Regions from separate parts of the Homo sapiens genome. Here regions 2 and 3 are each linked to region 1. Evidence: chromatin loops called from intact Hi-C (ENCODE). Cell type or tissue: PC-3. All regions are shown on one strand.

The links. Peaks named below come from ENCODE experiments on the same cell type or tissue, not always from the same donor. Only the 100,000 strongest peaks of a DNase experiment are listed, where the experiment ranks them.
Region 2: it touches region 1 in a loop (6-fold over the local background); 9 of 110 quality-filtered maps call a loop at or near these places.
Region 3: it touches region 1 in a loop (2.8-fold over the local background); 2 of 110 quality-filtered maps call a loop at or near these places.

The regions. Positions count from the first base shown.
Region 1 is chr14:46,043,726-46,051,725 of GRCh38, forward strand. No RefSeq gene overlaps it. Among named protein-coding and RNA genes, the nearest start is that of LINC00871, 16 kb to the right of the region's middle. In PC-3, no CTCF peak of the experiment used is centred here; a DNase peak (open chromatin) is centred at 4,644.
Region 2 is chr14:46,333,701-46,341,700 of GRCh38, forward strand. The region is part of intron 3 of LINC00871 (long intergenic non-protein coding RNA 871); the gene reads left to right. Among named protein-coding and RNA genes, the nearest start is that of LINC00871, 270 kb to the left of the region's middle. In PC-3, no CTCF peak of the experiment used is centred here; no DNase peak of the experiment used is centred here; H3K27me3 peaks cover 4,127 bases.
Region 3 is chr14:46,246,424-46,254,423 of GRCh38, forward strand. The region is part of intron 3 of LINC00871 (long intergenic non-protein coding RNA 871); the gene reads left to right. Among named protein-coding and RNA genes, the nearest start is that of LINC00871, 190 kb to the left of the region's middle. In PC-3, CTCF peaks have their summits at 3,855 (motif pointing right) and 4,062; no DNase peak of the experiment used is centred here.

The DNA.
Region 1 (8,000 bases):
TTTCTATATATATAATAATGTCATCTGCAAATAGGGACAATTTGACTTCCTCCTTTCCAGTTTGGTTGCTCTTTATTTCTTTCTCTTGCCTAACTTATTTGGATAGAACTTCTAGTACTATGTTAAAAAAAAAGTGATGAAAGTGGGCATCCTGATGTTGTCCCAGATCTTAAAAAAAATTGTTCAACTTTTCCCTGTTCAGTATCATGTTAGCAGAAGGTTTGTCATGTATGGCCTTTATTGTGTTGGTATGTTCCTTGTATACCCAATTTATTGAGTTTTTTTATTATAAAGGGATATTGAATCTTATTGAATGCTTTTTATGCATCTATTGAAATGATCATGTAGATTTTGTCATTGATCATTGATTCTGCTAATGTAATGTATTACATTTATTGATTTACATATATTGACCATCCTTGTATCCCTGAGATAAATTCCACTTGGTCATGATGAATGATCTATTTAATGTGTTGTTGAATTAAGCGTGGTAGGATTTTGTGTGGGGTTTTTGCATTGAAATTCATCAGGGATATTGGCTTATAGGTTTTTTTTTTACTTTAATGGGTTCTTGTCTGATTTTGGTATCAGGGTAATTCTTGCTGTATAGAATGAGTTTGGAAGTAATCCCTCCTCTTCAATTTTTTAATAGACTTTGAGTAGTATTGGTATTAATTCTTTAAATGTTTGATAGAATTCAGCAGTGAAGTCATCAGGTCCTGAGTTTTGATGGGAGACTTTTTATTACAGCTCTGGTCTTGTTACTCATTATTGGTCTGCTTAGGTTTTCCATGGCCTTAAGATTCAATCTTAGCAAGCTATACGTGTCCAGGACTTTATTTCCTCTAGGTTTTCCAATTTGTTAGAGTATAATTGTTTATAGTAGTATCAAATTTTTTTGCATTTTTGTGGTATCATTTGTAATGTCTCCTTTTACATTTTTTTCCTTGAGGTTTCTTTTTTTTTTATCTTAGTCTAGCTAAATGTTTGCCAATTTTGTTTATCATTTCAAGATACCCACTCTTGGTTTTGTTGATCTTCTGTATTATCTTTAATTTCTGTTTTGTTTATTTCTGCTCTGGTCTTTATTTCTTTTCTTATTATTTTTGGTTTAGATTGTTCTTGTTTTTCTAGTTCCTTGAGGTGCCACGTTAGGTCATCTATTTGAGATCTACTACTTTTTTGATGCAGGCATTTATTGTGATAAATTTCTATCTTAGAGCTGCTTTTGCTATATTCCATCAGTCTTGGTATGTTGTGTTTCAATTTTCATTTGGCTCAATAATCATTAAATTTTCTTTTTAGCTTGTTAATTGACCCACTGGCTCTTCTTAAGCATGTTGTTTAATTTCTATGTATTTGTACATTTTCCAAAGTTCCTCCTGTTATTGGTTTCTAGTTTTATTCTATTATTGTCAGAAAAGATACTTGATATATTTTCAATTTCCAAAAATTTGTTAAGACTTGTTTTGTGGCCTAACATGTAGTCTATTCTGGATGATGTTCCACATACTGTTGAGAAGAACGTGTATCCTGAAGTTGTTCGTCAGAAGGTTCTGTAAATGTCCATTAGGTCCATTTGGTCTAGAGGGGAGTTCAACTCTGATGTTTCTGTGTTAATTTTATATCTGAATAATATGTCCATTGCTGAGAATGAGGTATTGAAGTCCTCTGCTATTATTGGATTGCAGTTGATCTCTCCTTTTATGTCTTTTACTGTTTTCTTTATATATTTAGGTGCTGCATTGTTGGGTGCATACATAATTACAGTTGTCACATTCTCTTGCTGTACTGACACCTACATTATTATATAATGGCCTTTTTGTGTTTTTTAGTGTTTTTGACTAAAGGTCTATTTTATCTAAGTATAGCTATTCCTGTTTCCTTTTGATTTCCATTTGCATGGAATATCTTTTTTCATCCCTTCACTTTCAGTGTATGCATGTCTTTATAGGTGAAGTGAGTTTCTTAGAGGCAGCATATAGTTTGGTCTTTTTCTCTTGTTTATCCATTAAGCCCGTCTATGTCTTTCAATTGGAGAAGTGAATCCATTTACATTCATTGTTACTATTAATATATAAGGACTTACTATGCCATTTTGTTGCTTGTTTTCTGGTTGTTTCATAACTCCTCTCTTCCCTTCTTCCTTCATGTTAAGTGATTTTCTTTTGTAGTATGTTTTCATTCTTTATCTTATTTTTAGTGTATCCATTATAGGTTTTTGGTTTGTAGTTACAATGAGGCTTACAAAGAACATCTTATAGTTATATCAATTTATTTTAAACTGATGACACTTTAAATTTGGTTGCAAAAAGAAAAAAAGAGAAACATTCAAACTAAAAGCCTTTATACTTTAATAATCCTCCAGTTTTGACTTTTTGATATCTTAATTTATATCTTTTTATATGGATGATCTCTTAGCAAATTATAGTAGCTATTATTATTTTTAATAGTATTAAACTATTAACTTTTTAATACTTAATATTAATTATCAATAATTAAACTATTTATGTAATAGTATTTAATGATTAATTTAATAGTTTTGCATTCTAGTTTTCATACTAAGATATAAGTGGTTTACATACCACAATTACAATTTACAGTATTGTGAATTTGTCTGTATACTCACTTTTACCAGCAAGTTTCATACCTTCAGATGTTTTCTTAGTGCACATTAGAATCCTTTTATTTTAGATTGAAAAATCCATCTGAGCATTTCTTATAAGATATTACTGGTGATGATGAATTCCCACAGCTTTTCTATATCTGGAAAAGCTTTTTTCTTTTCATTATGTTTGAAGGATAGCTTTTTCAGGTAAAATATCCTTGGTAAACAGGATTTTTTCTTTAGCACTTTGAATATGTCATCCCACTTCCTCCTGACCTGCAAGGTTTCCACAGCACAGTCAGCTAACAGTTGTATCAGAGTTGCTATATATGTTCTTTTCTTCTTTACTCTTTCTGCTTTTTGGATCTTCTGTTTTTCACCTTTGAGAGCTTGATTATTATATGCCTTTGTATAGTCTTATTTGGGTTGAATGTTTTTTTTTTTTCATGGTGTCTCAATGTGATTATTTAATTTTTATTTACAAAATAAACATTATTTTGTAAATAAAATATTTTTTATTTTATAAATAAAAATGTGCAGGTTTGTTATATAGGTAAACTTGTGTCATGGTTTTGTATAATTTTTTTTTGTCACCCAGGTAATAAATGTAGTACTCACTAGTTGTTGTCTCTGCTCCTCTCCCTCCTTCTTCATTTCACCCTCAAGTAGGCCCCCTTGTCTGTTGTTCACTTCTTTGTGTCCACATGTTCTCATCATTTAGCTCCTACTCATAAGTGAGAGCATGCAGTATTTGTTTTTCTGTTCTTGTATTAGTTTGCTAAGGATAATGGCCTCCAGCTCCATCCATGTTTCTGTGAAGGGCGTAATTTCATTCTTTGTTGTGGCTGCATAGTGGTCCATGGTGTATATGTACCACATTTTCTTTATCCAGTCTGCCATTAATGGGCATTTAGGTTGATTCCATGTCTTTGCTATTGTGAATATTGCTGCAGTGAACATCCCTGTACCTGTGTCTTTATAATAGAACAATTTACATTCCTTTGGGCATATAGCCAGTAATGGAATTGCTGGGTCAAATGGTAGTTCCGTTTTTAGGCCTTTGAGGAATCGCCACACTATGTTCCACAATGGTTGAACTAATTTATAGTCCCACTAACAGTGTATAAGCATTCCTTTTTCTCCACAACCTCACTAAAATCTGTTATTATTATTTTTTTTTGCTTTTTACTAATAACCATTCAGACTGGTATGAGATGGTATCTCATTGTGGTTTTTATTTGCATTTCCTGGGTTGAATCTTCTTCATGATCTTTGTCCTTTCTGTAACTGGACATTTACATCTTTCTCTAGGTTTAAAAAGTTTCCTGTTATTATTTTTTAAAGTATGCTTTTTACCCCTTTTCCTTACTCTACTCCCTCTTGAAGATCAATGATGCTTCTATTTCCTCTTTGATCCGTGGATTTCACAAGTGCCTTTGTTTCTTTTCAGTCTTCTCTTTTTTCTCTTCTGACTGTGTATTTTCATGTAGCATGTCTTTGACCTCACTAACATTTTCTTCTTCTCGATAGGGTTTTCTGCTGAAATTCTCTAATATGTTTTTGACTTCATCCATTGTTATTTTCGGCTCTGGGATTGTTCAATTTTCACTATTTTAATCTCTTTGTTAAATTTCTCTGATAAACTTCTGAATTGCTTCTGTGTTTTCTTGAAATTTGGTGAGCATCCTCAAAACAGTTCTTTTGAATTCCTTGTCTGAGAGGTCACTATTTTCATCTCTCCAGGGTCTGTCACTGACACCTTTTTTAGTTTATTTGGTGAGGTTATATTTTTCTTAATGTTCTTGATAACTGTGGACATATGTCAATATGTTGGCTCTGAAGATTTATTTCAGTCTTCATAGTGTGGCCTTGTTTCTACCCATCCTTCTTCAGAGAGCTTTCCAGGAATTCGAAGAGGGACTGAATGTTGAGAGCCCGTGGTCACTTCAACCATTTTAGCACTAGAGGGTGCACGAAGCCCATCTTTGCTGTGAACCTCTGGCCAACTCCAATGTGCCCAGCCCTGTTATACTTGAGGAATACCAGGGACAGTTCCCTGTGTCCCCAGGCAAAGTTCCTTACCCACTTTTCTTTCCTTCCTCCAAATGGAAGGAGTAGGTTTCCACAATGTGCCATCTGAAGTTGGGGGAGGTGTGACACAGGCAGTTTTATGGCCACTGCAGCTGATGTCATGATGAGTCACACCTGAAGCCCACAGCCTCCCAGACTAGCACAGCACTGAGGCTCAGCCATGGAAAATAGTTGTTACAGCCCACTTTGCCACCAAATGACTAGAGTAGACTTCAACTCCAAATAAAAGTAATTAATTACAAATGTATTACAAATAAATTTACTTTTATTTGGAGTCCAAGTCACTTCAGTCATTTGGTGGTGAAATGGGCTTGGATTTGGGTTCATCTTACTGGGGCCTCAGATTCCCATCTGACCCATGGTAGGTCTAGGAGCTTTGTCTGGGGGCATTGTCCTGGAATCAGGAGCTGCTGGGTTCTCTCTGGTATTGTGTTTTACTCTGACAAGGCTGGTACTAGTTTCCAATTCCAAATCTATGTACACTTTCCTCTCACTTTCTCAAGTGGACAGATTTTCTGCATTATACTGCTTGGGGTTGGGGGAGCAGTGGTGTAGGCAACGTGAGATTGTCTTTCCTACCCTCTTAAATGTATCTTTTCTAATTATTATGCTAAAACCGGGTACTGTGATCTATCACTGGTTTCTTTTTGGTGTTGTTGTTGTTGCTGTTGTTTTCTCCTGTAAAGGTGTTTTCTTGCATGGATAGTTGTTAAAAAACTGATGTTTCTCTGGAGAGATGATTGCTAGAGGGTTCTATTCTATTTTCTTTTTCCCCCTCCCTTCTACCACAATTTTTTTCTATTTACCTGCTAATAAATGTTGCACTGCTTCTAATTTTAAGCTATGAAAAATAAGTTCCTATGCATATTTATGTAAAAGGTTTTCTTGTGTACATGTGCTTTCATTTGCAGAATCACTGAGGTACATAATAAGTGTAAATTGAGTTGTCTTAAAAAATACCAAACACTTTTTCAAAGTAATTATAACATTTTACATTATAAAAGAGGATAATTTCCAACTGCCTTATATCATAAAAATTGCTTTATATTGCCAGTCTATTTAAATTTAGACATTCTAATGTGTGTGCATTGGTATCTTAAATATTTCGTTGATAGCTAATGCATGTATTTTATGTACTATTGGCTTTCTTTATTTATATCCAAAATCTTTATCTTTACCAATTTAAAACTGTTGACTGTCATCTTAAAATTGACTTCTAAAAGTGCTTTTTATATTCCAGATGTAAGTCTTTTATCAAATATAAAAATCACAAATATTTTTTCCCATTCTGTAACTTGCCTTTTCATTTTCCTAATACTAACTTTTGAAGAGCAGAAAGTTTCAATATTTGTGAAGTACAATTTGTCAATTTTTAAATTTGTTCTTTTGGGTTCTTATGTAAGAAATCTTTGTATAACCCAAGGTTACAAACATTTCTCCTTCATTTTCTCCTAACAGCTAAATAATTTATCATTTGGATTCATCAACATTTTGAGTTAACTTTTGTATATGGTATAAAGGTTGAGGTTCTTTTTTAAGAAATCAATTTTCATTTGTTTCAGTACTACTTGTTTAAAAGACTATCATTACCTTGCTCATTGAATTCTGTATTTCTGAATTCTGTTCTATCCATTGATTTCTATGTCCATCTTCATGTTAATGCATCACTGTCTTGAATGCTATGGCTATATTGTAAATCTTGAAATGATGTATGTCAGACCTCCAACTGGTCCACTTTTCAAAAGTGTTTTGGCTATTCAAGATCTTTTGTGTTTCCTATAAAGTTTAGAATCAATGTTTTAATTTCTGAAGTAAATCTGCCCAGGTTTTGATTTGAGTTGTATTTGCAAACAAATTTAGAAATAGTTAATTTTTATCAATATTGTTGCTTATTTTAAACATATTTATTTTTACAATTTCTAATAATTTTTAAAGAAATGTGTCATACTTTCTATTGAAATAGATCGCCTGTATATTTTTAAAATATGTTCTTTAGTATTTAATGCTTTTTGATACTTGGGTAAAAGGCAAGAATATATCTTTAAAATTCTAATTATGCGTCACTAATGTGTAGAAATAAAATTGTTTTTCGTTTATTCACCTGGTATCTGATGAGCTTATCAAACTCATTTACTGGTTTTAGTAGATATTTTGTAGATTAACTGGGATTCTCCAGTTAAGCCATTAGGTGGTCTGCAAATACTGCTTTACTTTCTCCTTTCTAATTTTTATTTTATTATTTGTTTATTTCTTTAAAAACGTTCTGTCTTTAACCATTCTTTGTAATATTAACTGGTGTTTTTCTAGGTGTCTTCATTAGGTTAAGAAAGTTTCCTTCAAATACTTTTAAAGTACTTATTGTGATAATTATATGATTTTGCTCTTTTTAATATTTTAATATCGTGAATTACAAGGATTTGTTTTTTAATGTTAACTACCTTGCATTCTTTGGATAAACCCTATGGTCATGCAGCATTATGATTTTGTGGACTCTTTAGCTAAAATTTTGTTAAGGCTTTTGGCTTTATTTATGAAGGATAGGTTTATCATATACAATGTTTTTGATTTTTTTTTTGTTTATGCCTGCATCTAAAATGTGGCTTTCTGTTGCTTTCTGACCTTCATTCTTTTTAATAAAAAGTCAAGTATCATTATATATTTTGTTGCTCTCTATGTAAAGTATCTTTTCTCCTCTGGTTTCTTTCAAGATTTTCTTTTTATCACTGGATTTCAGCAGTATGTCTAGTATGTGTCTGCATGTGGTCTCTTTGTATCTATATGCTGCTTGGTGTCTGCAGAGCTTTTTGAGTGTGTAATTTGTATGTTTCAGCACATTAGTGGTACTTGGAGACATTAAATTTTTTCAATTTTTTTTTCTTTTTACCAAACTCCAGCTGTGAATCTAATTACATATGGAATAAACTACTTAAAATTGTTCCGTAAGTCACAGAGGCTCTGCTTATTTTTCTCCATTTTCCCCCCTTTTTATCAGATAGTAAAATTCCTATTGGTAAATCATTAAGGCACTTATATTTTCTTCTACCAATTTCAATTTGCTGTTAAGTTCATTCATCGGATATTTTCATTTTATTTATGGCACTTTTACTTCTAGAATTTGTATTTGGTTCCTTTAAATTTTTTTTTTTACTTTTTACTACATTTCCAATCTGTTTATTTCTTAAAACTTTTCCTCAAATATTTGAACATATTATAACTACATCATCCGAGTACTCTCAGAGTTGGTTTTTACTGAGTTGTCTTTTTCCTTGATTATTGTCATATTTTCATTTTTTCCCATGTT
Region 2 (8,000 bases), 290 kb after region 1:
TGCTGCATATACTTAATAAAGGAACAAAGGTGGATTTACTATGAAGTTAATGAAGCTTTGGCTTAAGAGTCCCTCATTTGCACAAGCACCTTTCAATGGATGGAAGTGACCCTAGCAATGTGTTAACATGATCAAATGATTTGGTGAACATTTAGAAGAAATATTATTTAGCCACTATTGATTAAGAAGCTACTGCTTCCTACCATCTTGGCTAAGATCAGGACTTCAGTTTTCTAAGTCTGAAAGAAGGTTTTGGACTAACCCAGCTGCCAGAGTTCTGCAAGTGTTCTGGTCTCTGGCAGGAGCTTAAAACAGATACAACTGCTACAGCAGTCACACCTCTACCACTTTCATTTTTAGATCTAGTCTGGTGAGACAGAATGCTCACACAGGTCAGGTAAAGCAACTTCGTTACTCACAGGCAGCAAGAATCAACAGAAGCCTAGAATCCATGGCAAGCCAATCTCCCAAGCTCAGAAAGCCTCCCAGGTAGGATACATAGGATACAGTCTTTCCTGTGCATTTCCCACCTTGCACCACAGCTGAGAGACTCTCAAGGCACTCAACTCTGGGTTTTACACCCCAGGGGCAACTTGGATCACTGGGCACAAGCATTGCCGGATGTCCTGCTCTAGGATGGATGAGAACAGAGCCTGAAAAGATCTGAAAATATCCTCATTATCACAGGATATCGCATTCTGGGCATATTCTACAATTATTCGGAAAACTGCAGGCAAGGGTAATAAGAACTCGGTCAGCCAACATCAGCTGCGGACCTGTCCTCCTGCAAAGCCTGTTATAGTTCCTCATACAGGTGTCCTGGAGGAGCTGGCTGCAGCTGTTTTTGAAGTCCAGCTAAGAAGAAGATTATTATAAATACACTATTTGGTGTTTAGTAGGACATATTTACAAAGCTCACATCATTCCCGTGTGTAATTACATCTTTATCAGCTGTCTCAGTGTAAGAATGGCGTCTGATAATCTCCCCCCGACCATTATGCCAATTTATCTGGATTGGTGGCATCAAAGTTCAGTCAGGGATTTATCACACTAAGACTGTATCCTTCCACAGCTAACACCAGAGGACATGGGTAGGAAAAGAGATAAAAGATGTAAAATTTACAGGGGCCAAAATAGTTGGTGAAAAAATTAAACAGCCATCATGTGTATAAATGGTAAGCAGAACATTTTGTTCTCATCAAATCCTAGAAAAAAATAGACATTCTCTCCAGCGAGGAATATACTGGATAATACAGGCTGCATGACTATAAATACACTTCATGTTTCTTCTTGATGGAAATTGTGCCAAAAATAGATTTTTACTGAATTCCTGTTTTTTTAGGGCATACAATTGTAGCAGTGCCACATAGTAGATCTGAGTGTAAAGTTGTGTGGATTGTATCTTAGCATCGTGTCTTGACTAATTTTGGAAGTTCCAGATGAAATCTGCCCCTAAGTAAAACAATCCGTGGTGAAACAACCTGAGGAAACCAGTCTCAAGTGGTAAAATCTTAGAAATAATCTTGCATGTGTCAACGTATGTGTACAATAAACATTTATGGTAGTTCAATACGGCTAGCAGCAATTCGTAAATGCATTTAAATTTATGGGATAAGAAATGAAAAGTAATAGGCAATTATTATCTTCAGGAGAGAATTGTAATCATGGTACAATACTTCGTTTCATTGAATAATTACCCAGTCAGAACAATTTGAGCACTGTACATCAATTTAGTTAACTATTATGATGTAATGACATTACAAGTTATAGGTTGTGTATTTGTGAGCCTTGTGCTTATGTATCTGTCTGCCCTGTGTGGGTGTTTTGTAAGCCAGGTAAATCCTCTTTCAAATTACTCTTGAAAATTAAATAACTGTCTAAAATTGTAAGTTGAAGAAATAGCAGTACAAGCATGCTAAATAGGGAAACAGCTAAAGGTGTAATAAGGTTGGTTCTGGGGAATAAGATTAATGGGTTGGGAAGAGAAGGATAGAAAATAGTGCATTTTGTTACACACTTTTAACTACTATTTGCCTTTTAGAAACATATTTATACATTTTTTTCATTAAAATTTAACTGAAAAATGGAGTCAATTCTGACACACTTTCATAAAATGGGTCCTTATCAACTTTCTAATACCCTGCCTTTTCTAGATAACCACTAAAATTGACTCACATTTTGTGTATGTAATACTAGTAGGATTATGCTTTCAAGATGATAAAAAGATTAAATTAAATTAATTATTTATCTGAAGAATACCTAAATTCTTGTAAACCAAATGGTAATTGAAATGGAGCAGACTGTTTGAATGTCATTGCCTGGAGCTAATAATATTTTAAAGGAACATAAGACTTAAATATTTATAAAATTAAGGGATTTTTTTTACTGTTTTCAAAAAAGATATTAAAATTTTACAACCTTTGTAGAATTGATTTTTCTCTTTCTGTACTCAACAGAAAAAATAGTTTTATATTAACAAATCAGAATATATAAAAAACTAATTGCTTACAAAATACAATTGTATCAAACACATAGAATATTGCAGTTTAGCTTCCTATGTTTGAATTTATTATATGAAGTAAAACAAAGATTAAAAATGTATGCATTGGGGTTTTTGAAAGTAGACATCATGCATTCATTCAGATTTTCTTACAGAAGAATCATTGATTTTATTCTGCATCTACATTTGACAAAGAAAGTATCAGAGGGGGGAAAAAAGTATGCCTCACAGGCAGGGTTGAAAATTCAGTTTCATTTTATTTCTTATCTTAATAGCAGGGAGCTGCTACACAGTAAAAAATATATGCTTTGGGAAGATTGAACTTGCTACCTTTCTCACGGCTGTTCATCTTTTTCTAAAGGACAGTTATCAACTAAGCAAAAAAGGAGGAAATAGTTATTCTGCTTGGCTTATGATATTATAAATCTATGACCACGTAGCTAGAAAAATCCAAGCATTGTAACTTAGAGTTTAAAAATTAAGAGGAAAGTGCTAAAGTGCTGTTGTCGGAAGTATAGTTTCTGAAGTATATAGAATATAGCACGGCAGGCATGCTCTAGAACGGCCCCCAATAATCTTTACCTCTTGGTATTCAGGCTCTTGTGAAATCTCATCTTTGAGTGTGGGTTGGACTGATCGGCTTTCTTCTAAACAAGAGTGTGGCAGAAGTGATAGGATGTTGCTACCATGATTAGGTTATAAATATCTCTGGCTTCTGTTTTTGGTGCACTCACTCTTGGATTGTTCACTCAGAGTGGAGCCAGTTGTCATGTTTTGAGGCAGCTTTGGGGAGAGTTCCATTTAGTGAGCTTGGAAGCATATCTTCTGAGCCCTATCAGAAGCCACATGTGTGATCTTGTAAGAGTTGGGAGGCCGAGGCAGGTGGATCACGAGGTCAAGAGATCGAGACCATCCTGGCCAACATGGTGAAACCCCGTCTCTACTAAAAATACAAAAAAAAAAAAAAATTAGCTGGGCTTGGTGGTACACACCTGTAGTCCCAGCTACTCAGGAGGTGAGGCAGGAGAATCGCTTGAACCTGGGAGGCAGAGGTTGCAGTGAGCCGAGATCGTGCCACTGCACTCCAGCCTGGCCACAGAGGGAGACTCTGTCTCAAAAAAAAAAAAAAAAACAACTCTTTCAACGGTAAAGCCCTGAGATCACTGCAATCCTAGATGGCACCCTTATTGCAGGATCTTGAGACCCTAACGCAGAAACACCGAGCTATTCCACTCCTGGATAATGATGCATTGAAAGTATAGTGATAAACATTTGTGTTTTCAGCTACTAAAACTTTAAGATAGTTTGTTACGGAGCAATATGTAACTAATAACACAGACTCTAATTGAACCTCTGAGCCCATTTAATCTAAGTCTTAGATTCTACACTGTTAAAATGGATTATCACTGGTATGTATTTTGTATAGGTGTTGTGAAGACTTAATGGGATAATTCATATAATAACTCAGCATATGTAACTGCACATATGTAGTACTCAAATAAAGGAGCTATTATTTTTATTGCCCATTTAATTTTTGACAAGATCTCTGGGAATCCTTTAGTTCATTTTTCCACTGTTAGACTGGAGTATACCCCACCTTTTCAAAAGGTCAGTACATTACCAGTGCAACATATAATTTGCCTTTAACATTTATTTTTGCCAATATCAATTTTCCCTGCTTTTCCACAGACATCAGTTACTATTCTTAGCCTAAAACTCAGTTCTCTCCAAACTGCTGAACCCATTCTGATTAAGCAGGCAATACATATATTAGCAGTCTTGAGGTAGGAGGCAGGACTTGAACTCTGGACCAGATTGAAGACTAGCTGAAACAGGGAAGAAGTGAAAGCACCTCTGTTAGACACACCCACCAGTGTCATGTCAGTTTACCATTGCCATAGCAACACCTGGAAGTTACCACCCCTTTCAATGGCAATGACCCAATGACCCAAAATTTACTACCCTTTTTCTAGAAATTTCTGCATAAGCCACCCCTCAATTTGCATGTAATTCAAGTGGGTATAAATATGACTACAGACCTGCTTCTGAGCTGCTCCTCTTCACTGCCTATGGAGTGGCTCTGCTTTGCAGGAGCAGTCACAGATCTGTAATACGGCCGCTTTGATAAAGCTGTTTTCTTCTATTACTGACTCCTACCTGAATTCTCTCCTGAACAAAGCCAAAAAATTTCTGGGGCTAATTCCCAATTTGGGGGCTCATTTTGTCTGCAACAGTCTTAGTCTCCAACCAGCTGAGTTTAGAATGAATACTACAGTCTTAATCCCAAAACGAGATTAAGTTTGGGGTTTGAGGAGTAATAACTTCTTAAACTTCAGAATTGTCACTGTCTCTCATTAGCTTTCTTCCTGGGCTATGACTTCCCTGATTTGTTCAATAAGACAGAATACCAGGCCTGGTGGCTGTATGTCACAAAATACAATTGTATCAAACATATAGATGTAAAGTAGATTATTGCAGTTTAGCTTCTATGTTTGAATGTATTATATAAAGTAACATAAGGATTAAAAATGTATGCATTGGGGTTTTTGAAAGTAGACACCATGCATTCATTCAGATTTTGTTAAAGAAGGATCATTGATTTTATTCTTGCATCTACATTTCACAAAGAAAGTATGGTTTATTTCTTCTACATTTCACAAAAAAGAGCATGGTTGGTCCCTAAACCAACCATACTTTCTCTCTTAATTCTAATACCTCTGTGATTCCTGAGATTTTTCTTCCTTTAGTGCAAATAAGCTCTCAGTTGGCCTACATGGATTTCAGCAACTATTTGTCAGACAATTTTGATAACTCCATGATGAGGATAAGCTTTTATCATTTCCTCTGTTATTCCCTCAGAATAAATAGTCTCAGATCTTTCACTGACTTTTCCTCTTCTTCCTCCATATGTCCTATTTTTCAATATTTGTCTCACTACACCTTCATTCTATCTTTATCACAGTAAGATTGAAAACGGCACCTTTTTTTCAAAGTCAGTAATTTACTAAAGTTATGTGAGACAATGTGAAGAAAAAAATCATTGTCCAACAGTTAGGATAAAGTATACCTTCTCAGTAAAAGTGAATTTGTGTCTCCAAAGATTGATTTTATTAAAGCATCTTTTATTTCCACCCCCAACAAAATGTACTCAGTACGACCAGTTTCTGATAGCACTAACTCAAACTCGTACACTAAAGAAAGTATACTTTTAAAATGATGATGACTATTTATATCTATATATAATGGGATTGGTATAAACTGTCATTTTCTTTATAAAAAAGATCTTGACCTTTAGAAAATGGAAGTTTTTCCCCGTAATTTAACTTAAGAGTGAAAGGTTGATTTTATAATTCTTTATGAATAATAGACCCATGACTATAAATTCAGCAGATTGTGAGACACAGTAGTTGTGATGAATTGTTGTCAATATAAAGTAAGATATCAGGACAATTTTGTAATACAAATTGTATACAACATCACAATCATTCTGGTGAAAATTTTAAGGAACTTAATCATTCCTAAAGCTAAAATGATGGACTGATATAGTTCTACATTAGTTTGTTGAGATAAATATCTTCACTCGAGATTTAGCACATTTTAGGAATGACAAGTGAATGTATGGTAAAATCAGTAATATGCACTGATGGAGTTCACCCTTACCTTATTTTTTTCCAATTAGAATGATGTTATAAATTAAACATAGTGACAATGAGGTGGGATAGGTTCTAATGTATAAATCCTGAAGTGAATATTTCTGTTACTATAACATGCCAGGAGATTTTATTTGCATACCCAGTTTATAAGGTATTTGATTAATGCTATAATTAACCCCAACTTAAAAATAAATGTGAAGGTCATTTTAATTGCTGACATTTAATCTGTGCATGAGTTATATGGAAGAATATTTTTAATTTTATCACTTAAAGGGTGTTTGTCTCCTCTTGAAATTATTTTCTTTTTATTTTCCATGTTATAATTGTCACCTTTGTTGTTCCTTCAAAAAGCACCATCCAGAAAATATGCTTAATAATAAAAACTAAGCACAATTACCTAAACATGCTTTTCTTCCCCTGAGACACAGCAAAGCACAGGGAAAGTATGAAGAAAGAGACCCAGCAGCAGTGATATTTTTATAACTACACCCTGTAGGTAATCAACAATTTGCTGAAATGTTTTTAAAATATCTATAAATCTTACTACATGTGTAATGGTCCTTTTACAAAGTGTATCAATTACAGACAGACAATAAACTGTAGTGCATATTTTCCCAGCCCAAAGACAAAAAATATTTTGAGATTAAAAAAAAGTCTGTGTGTGTGTGGGGGTGGGTGTATACACATACATACATATGAAATGCTACACAGAGTATCTATCCCATTAGTGTTTATAATTCACATTAGTAAATTACTCTGCGGAAAACATTATATAGGAAACATTTTAAATTAAGTCTAGCCTAATTTTTCTAAATTTAATTAAAACTCTTCCTTTTTTTTCACTGCACACGTATCATCTTCTCAAAATGTTTTGTGCAAGGAAGACTAAAACCATGTGGTAGGAAGTATCATCTTCATTATACAGACAAGGTAACTGAGTTAAAATATGAAAACATTCACCCAAAGAAAACCTATAAATGATAGTACTGCAATTTTAATATGGATCAACTGACTTACGATTCAGTTTCCTTTTTGTCACCCAAATTTGTCCTTCATATATATAATTATATATTTATTTTTATATATAATTTGAACTCTATATATAGAGAGAGTCTGGTTATGTTTTTAGAAAACATATTAAATGTTAAGGTATCTCTGAAGAAAACTACACATTATATTTAAATACTAATTTATTTTCCCTCTAATTGCTGTATAACTCTGGGTGAACTTCCGGGATTGAGGATGCCAAGATTAAAACAGATTGCCAGGTGAGCTGGTAGGAAAAAATGTGGATATTATTACAACCTCATCTTTCTGCTCCTCAAGTGCAAAATTTTGGGAAAAAAAATGTGAGTAGGTGTGATTCTTACACAGTTTCTCATTTGGTGGAAAGTTACTTTTTGAAAGATTGAACACAGGCAGTAAGAGCTCTTGAATTCAGAGGACTGGCTTCATTGCCTACAATCTGTGTACTTATAAGTAATTGGTAAACCATTAAGTGCATTATGAAGAATATTAGAAATGGAAAACATTTAAAAATTATTTGTTGGTATGAATTAATAAGATTGGCCATATATATAAATATGGTGTACCCATAAAAATGCAACAGTTGTATACTAAAAAGTAACCCAGATGCAGAATTGTATCTATATTGATATCTATATCCATATTTATATCCATGTAAATACATAGACATACAGATAGATATAGATTAGATATAGATACAGGTAAAGGTAAAGTACAGATATAGAGATAGAGATATCCATTTTCTTCTCAGAAAAGATAACAAAACTACTCTCATAATCTATTTTATTCAATAAACCTTTATCTGTACCCTAATATATAGA
Region 3 (8,000 bases), 200 kb after region 1:
GCAAAACACCTTATAAAATAATCAGATCTTGTGAGAACTCACTATCATGAGAACAGCAGCATGGGGGTAATTTCCTCCATGATTCAATTACCTCCCACCTGGTCCCTCCTGTGACATATGGGGATTATGGGAACTACAATTCAAGATGAGATTTGGGTGGGGACACAGCCAAACCATATCAGTGAATTAATAAAATTAAACTATTTTTAAATGCAAGTTTGAAAATAATAAAAAAGGAGGCATTGATATATTCATAAATATGTTTGTGGTATGTATTTCAATCTCAAGAAAAGTGAAAATAAATGTAGAGATTGTATTTACACACATTTTTTCATGCAATATTTTAAAGGACAAATAGAATACTAACTTACTACCGTACTGGTTCATTGTTGAAAATGCAATATCCTAGTGGTGATAGTTGCATAAAGCTCTGAACATACTAAAAACCTTTGAATTGTATACTTTAAAAGGGTGAACTTCATAGTATGTGAAATATATCTCAATAGCACTGTTATTAAAAATGCAATGTTCTCATGGAACAGAGCTTAAAGAGAAAGATATTCATCACTAACTTGCAATAGTTTATTCTCAATATTTTTGATGCACCAAATAAAAAAAATCCAGACTTAGGCAAGGAGAGACTTTCTTCTAAAAGATTATTGCAATAGCAGGAAGAGACTATTGCTATGAGGAGAACACTTCTATCCAAAAAATCTGTAAGTGTTTCAAAGTTCAGGTAGAAAGGGCTCTTCTTTTACAGGGAAGAATAAACAAGGCTGGAAATAACCAGGTGTTGGAAGTAGGATGAGTAAGTGGCATGATAGGACAGTGGAGCAAAAGAAATAAATGTCTTCTTTGGCAGTAGCTAATTCCCCAAAGGGGCCATTAAAAGGGGGTTGTTCAGCACTCCAGTGCTTACTTAAACTAAGGACAGGCCAAATTTTAGGGATTTCAGGGAAGCAGAGAAGCCTGACTAAAGTTTGGTCAATTCAAATTAGCAAGCATTTGTCCATAGTGGTCAGTGGGGACAAGCAGTTTGTTTATGAGACAGATAATGAGAACTTGGAGAGTCTGTATCTGGCCTTGGTGTAGGTAAACAAGGGGGCATGCTTGAGTTTTATCTAACTCATCTGGGGAAGGTTGATTCTTTGCAGAAAACTGATCTCTGGAACACAAACAAGTTGGGAGATTTATTAACTGTATCTGTTTTCTAGGAGGATTGGGCCTCATGTGAAGGTCAATGTTGTCTGTACTCTCTAATGAAAAGAATTCTTCCAAAAGATGTTTTTGGTTACATTCATGAATACAATGGTCAGTGCAGACTGTCAAGTGGAACATAGCTCAGATCACATTAAACCAGTGAAATTTCTGCACCCCATACATAATGAATTGTGGATATCTGCAGCAGATGGGTAGGCTGAGGAGGAAGTTAATGTTTGTAGCACAAATATTTTCTATATTTGAAATTTTGTCACCTTATTGTAAAATATGCACGTTCACAAATTTACTATTGCTTTGGGAAGCATTACTGTGGGTATCCTGATAGAAGTGGTTAGAACATAGTTTTGGCAACAATTGTAGGCAGTATTAAATATTTTATGAGAAATACATTAGTATAAATCACCATTTAAAAAAGTGAAACATGAATCACCACCCAAATAATTGGACTTCAGTGCAAGAAATCCTGATTTATCTTCACTGTTGATACTGTGTATGTAAATGCCATTTCTCAGAAGCATAAAACTCTGAGTATAATATATTGGTTAGTGTAAGCAGTATAATATATATTTTTCAGACTGTGCTAGTTTCATTAATCATACAGTTTAAGAATTTTAAGCTTATTTTTTATGAGGCATTGCATTACATGTGGCATTGATATGCATGTGTAATTTATTACTTGGCAAGTGAATTATCCTAGACTATTTTATGTGCTTGATATATTGATTTTCAGTTGTGATAGATCATTTTAAGATTGCACGACTTTACTCATGGTGATTTATCCCACAGAATCACACAGACTGTGGGGCAAGCTGATACAGCCCCTTGAACACTTTCTATCAGCTATAAATAGAGTTGTTAACTGGAATTCTTAACCCCAGTAGGGAAACATATTTAGCAAGTTGAAAGAAATAACTTTCATCCAAGATCTAATTAGTTGTTGAAATAAGTGTCCATAAAAAGTAGTTTCAATATGTCTTTTTCTTTCATGTATTAATCTTGTAAACCCCCTTTTCTAATAAGTAATGAGATATACTGTCAAAGAATGATAAAGATGTCATCAGTTTGTTTAAAAGATCTGTCTTCTATGATTGCTGATTGTCTTTTTATCTTCATCAGCTCAAAGACATACATATGCATTGACTTGAATTATCATTACCACTTTTCCTTGTAGAAAATTTACTTTGAACAGAACTCCATGGAAAAAAAATATGCAGTGCCAAAACACCAAATGCATGATGGACTCTTGTGAACATATTGCATAGAAGAACCAGATAAGTGAAAGGGAGTATTTTTAGAATTGTAGGAGTACTTTTGGAATACTTATTAGGATTTCTAATAAATAGTGCCAAGGTCACTCTGAAAAAATATATGTCATTTTGTCACTGGTCGTAAGGTACTTAAATCACATAAGCATAAGAAAGGATATCTGTGCATATAGAAGGGTTATTGTCACATACTAAGCATTTGATAAATGTTGTTGACTACATTAAGGAAATACTCAGTGAGTTAAATTGGATTTGAAACTACATGTTCACTGTAACATAGTAGTCACAAATTAGGCTTTAGAGTCAGACAATTCTTTACCTTTTCTGAGCTGTCTGACCCTAGACAAGTTGCCTAACTTTCTAAGCCTCAGTCTTCTCATCGGGAGATGCAGATATGGACAGTAAAGAGATTCTGTGAGGGTTGGCCGGGTGCAGTGGCTCATGCCTGTAATTCCAGCACTTTGGGAGGCCCAGATGGGCGGATCACGAGGTCAGGAGATCAAGACCATCCTGGCTAACACGGTGAAACCCCGTCTCCCCTAAAAATACAAAAAAAATTAGCCGGGAGTGGTGGCGGGCGCCTGTAGTCCCAGCTACTTGGGAGGCTGAGGCAGGACAATGGTGTGAACCTGGGAGGCGGAGCTTGCAGTGAGTCGAGATCGCGCCGTTGCACCCCAGCCTGGGTGACTGAGCGAGACTCCGTCTCAAAAAAAAAAAAAAAAAAAAAAAGATTCTGTGAGGATTAAATTAAATGATATAGGTAAATCACCTAGCACACTTGCCTGGTAAATGACATGACCACAATAAACATCAGCTGTTGTTTATATTTCTTATTTTTTATGTTTATCACTTAATAAGTCTTTCTTCATGCATCTGACTTTGTTCACAAATGTGTTGGGTGACTTAATGAGAGCTAAAATAATAAAGGTGTGATTCTTTTTTGTTTAAATAGAATGGCTTGTACTAAAATGAAACAAAAGATTTCAGTTTTAATATGGTAACTTTAAAATAATTTTCAACACATTTGAATGTGAAAAAAACTGATTTTACTAGATAAGAAATATGATTTTTCTGTGCTGTGTATATAGAAGGAATGTATTTGAAGACAATGATCAAAAGGACAGTGTTTGTGAAAACAACAAACTATACGTTTTGAGATATGGGACTGACCTTCCATATGCCCAAAGCTGTAGAAAAACAGAATTTGACTCTCATATATCATAAATCTATAATTGAAGTAATAGCTATTTTTTTAAAAAAGAAGGAGTTGTAAATAAGCAGCCTAAAGCCACCTATAGAGAATTGCATTTAAAACAAGGCAATAATTGAATCATTGGAACTCACAACTGTTGTTGCAAAAACTGCCACTAGATGTCATCCAGTTCTTATGCTGCCTCCTAACAAAAAGTATATTTTGTTAAAGAATATGATGTCTTTCAGAATTTAAATTCCAGACTCTTGATGGACATAGGTAATAAGGTATTGAGGTATATTAGGTACATTAGGATTTGATAGAACTACCTACCACTAAGATTGTATCTATTAGAGAACTAAACAACTATTTTGATCAAACTGACCTGTGATTTAGCCAAACTTAGATTTAATTAATTTGATAAGTCTGTTTTATGGCTTTGACAAATACTTGGCAGGCTTGTTGACTAATTTTGCCACTGAATATAGATTTAAAATACAGATATAGTCCTTGTTGTTCCATGTATTTATTCAACTTAGCTTCTTAGGAGTATTTTTGTATTAGTGTCATAGAAAGTCAATCCTTATTGGGTCTGTTCTGTGCTGTGACTTTAGCAGAGCCTATTTTACAAGCAGGGCTATTTTGGACTCTACTTAAGAATATTATTACTGAAATAAGAAGGAACAAAAAACACCTAAAACATGTTCACAAACTGGAGAAAAAATTCTAGCTTGTTTCCAAAATAATATTTTAAAGAGCTAGTTTGCATGCTTGCATTTAAAATGGGATGCTCAACTTTTATTTTGAAGTTGGTATATATTTCTTCACCAATAATATTTGGAGAAAATTAGCTAAAAGTACACTGGTCTGAAAGCTAGAAAACTTGTGTTAGTTACACAGTTTAGATGTCACTTCTACCTTCCTAGTTATGCCATAAATTGCACGGCCATTTATCCCATCTGAATTTTAATATTTCAATCTGTAACTGTTTGCATAAGGATCATATGTGATGATATACATTTAAAAGTTGTACAAATTTTACATTATTATGGATTTAGAAAGTTCTGTCTCATCCTGTAATTTTCACGTAAACAGTCCTGGAATCTCTCCAGGGATTATTGGAGGTGGGGGATTAGGGATGTGTGAGGAAGTGAAGGACAGGGAACACACTAATATTTCTCCTAACTACCTTTTTTCCTAGCCCTTCTCTTTTGGAATTAGTTCTATTTGTGGAACTTTTTTGCCCTGTGCTAAAAGTCAGCCCAATTTCTTTATTTTATGAATACCACCATTAGGTTGCATTTGCGACAGAATTTTCCTGAGGTAGAGTTTATATTGAAGAATCTCAAACTTAAAATTGAATATTAAACTTCCTTATTATCTATTGGGTACCCCACCACTGGCAATTTCTCCCTGACCACATTTACCACCGGAGCCCTGCAGATTCCTGTATCTGGCCATGTTCCTCTCTCCCTCCCTCACTTGTCTGCTCCTATCTCAGACCTCCAACCTTTGTTCTTATTCTTTTAGGAGCAATATACATTTCTTCTGTTAGGTAGAGTCAATAAGCTGTCTTTAGATTCACTGCCTGTTTCCATGTCAGGTTGTTGAGATACACAGTTCTCACTTAAAGTGGCCTATCAAGATATTTTCTAAATAAAGATGGTTCCTACTCTGACTGGAACTCTTGAGGACGGCTTAAAAATTACATTCCATTCTTTTTTAAATTCACACAGTGTATGCTATGGTACTTATTGCACTAAAGCAATAAAACCAGTAGACTCAGTATCTACAAGTCTTACAGTACGAGAAATAAAGCCTTCAAATTTTCATGTCATGGGTACTGTTTTTTAACATTTTAAACTCAGATTCACAGAATTAAATTATTCTACTCTATTTCATGAAATGCTATTATATTGATTTGTATAAGTATAGTTTTTACATCCTTTTTTTAATTATTAGTTTACTTTGTTTCCTATCCCTATGTTCATGCCTTTTCTACCCTTATGGATTTAGTGAATATCTATCACATATATATACATTTAACTACAGAACTGAAAATATATATTGCTGTTCCATGTTTCTATTTAATATGAGTATAAATGGCTTTATCCTGTAAATCCCATTCTCTTTCTGTTTTTAAATATCTATTTATTTCGGAATGTATCCTGGTTGTTATATGTAGATCCAGCACCAAGTGGTATATCATTCTGTAGCATCATCTTCTTCTGTGTCTGTATGAAATTAAGGTAAATGGAGCCTATTTCTTCTCTTTGTGAATAACTGATTTAAGTAATACATAGGAGTCTACATGAAAAGTGCTTAATCAATGGTAATTAATTACATGAGACTAATCTGAACATAATACATCTAGACTTTAATTCTAACATCTGTGATTACATATCTAAATACCATGTCTTCTGTTTCTTACTTTTGGAACTGAAATTGTAAATTCTACACTGAATAACATAATATAAAAAGATACAAAATTGTCTGAGAAATGCGATGTGCTCCAGATTAGTGATTTCCAGATTTGGATATATATCTAACATATCTGGAGACCTTATAAAAATATTTAGTTTTCCATCACCCTACCTGTACTGATCAGAATCACTGAGAATGGCCTTCTGGAATGCGTGTGTGTGTGTGTGTGTGTGTGTGTGTGTGTGTGTGTATACATATAGGCATATCTGGGCATTCACAGGCAATTCTGATAATTCTGAAGTAGCCATTTCTGAATACCGCTGCTTAGAATACATGGTACTTCTGAGGTTGATCAGAAATGGATAGCCAGATCTTCCATAACTGTTCTATCATAGAAAGGGGCTAAATTCAATGGTATTCACGTTGTCATATATTGTTTGGAGACTGAAAACATTATTCGTTGGGTAAGCATTTCAAGTAAAAATCAAAAAAAGTAACAGTGATAGTTATTACATAGCTCCTCAGATTATTGATTCTCATTGTTAATATTAGCTAAAATTTAAAAACTTTAACCACATCTTGAATTTATTCTTTTTCTAATAATTTCTAGGTCTGAGTGTTTTGGTCTCTCTCTGCATCGGGTATTGATGAGTAAAAACATTTTTCAATATTATTTTAGATCAATTAGCTTAGGGGTATTTCATTTCACATCACTTACATTAATGTATTAGATTTCTAATTCTTTAGCTACTTATTGTAACTTTATTGCATGCATGTGGATATTTATTGGTAAAAGTAAAAGCTATAAGGATGTGGTTAAAATTCCCTATATCAGAGTTTATGTGCTAGTCTGAAGATCATAAATATGCTCAAAATTCTTCTCAACACCTGTTCACTAACAAGATGAGTGTTTGGTCAATTCAGATAAATCCAAAGCAAACTCTTGAGTAGATACGTACTTATTGATTATAAAGAAGAAAATGGGTGACAGGTTTACAAATCACTGGTAGTTAAACATGCTGGCCTCAGCTATTTGGAAGGGAATGATTACTAGACATTTTACTTGCTGCTTGCAATTGTACCACAACCATTTTTAGAGCCAAAATTTGATGAGGCCCTATGAATATATAAATTCTAATCTAGCCAGAACTGATTATTATGGATTCATGCCAGACTTTTTTCTTTAACCAGTAGCTGGAAGATTTCTAAAAATAGGAGCAGAAAAAATATTTTCTAAACACAAGTTGTTCAGATATTGCATACATATTTCACTGAAGAAAAATTATAGATATTAATTAACAAATGGTGCCTTGCATTCTTTGGCGAAAATAGACTTCACTTATTAAATGGTGACAAGTGATTCTGGAAGGGGTTACATTGAGGTTATATTTCCTAAAGATGTGGTTGGTAGCTTTTATTTTTTCTTTTCTATTAAGCTATCAGCTACCCAAGGCTTTTAAAACCCCATAGGTTTGATAAGACCAATTGAAAAGGTATGAACAAAGTTTAAACACTACTCTGTTTCAACAAAAAAGGATTAATTAAATTCAGTTTGTGAAGCTTCCACTGCTTGTATCAAGACTTCAGTGGTTTAAAACTGCTAAAAGAGGAAAAGTATGCAAAAGGAAAAAATGTACCATGTTTTTCTTCAAATGGAAAGAAATAGAAATGAAAGATGAACAAGGGGCATATGATTACACATGTTCTACAACCAACTGGCTATACAAGGGAGTCCAGGTAGCCAGAAGATTCAGGGCACTAAAATGCTGCTTGCCTTTTGGTATTTGGGGCAGTATATTTATCTTCTTAGGGAAAAAAATTGATAATATTATCCTGGTTATGTAATCCTTATTTAGCCTTAGCTCAATGTCATTTTACTTGAGTCTAAGGACTGCGAA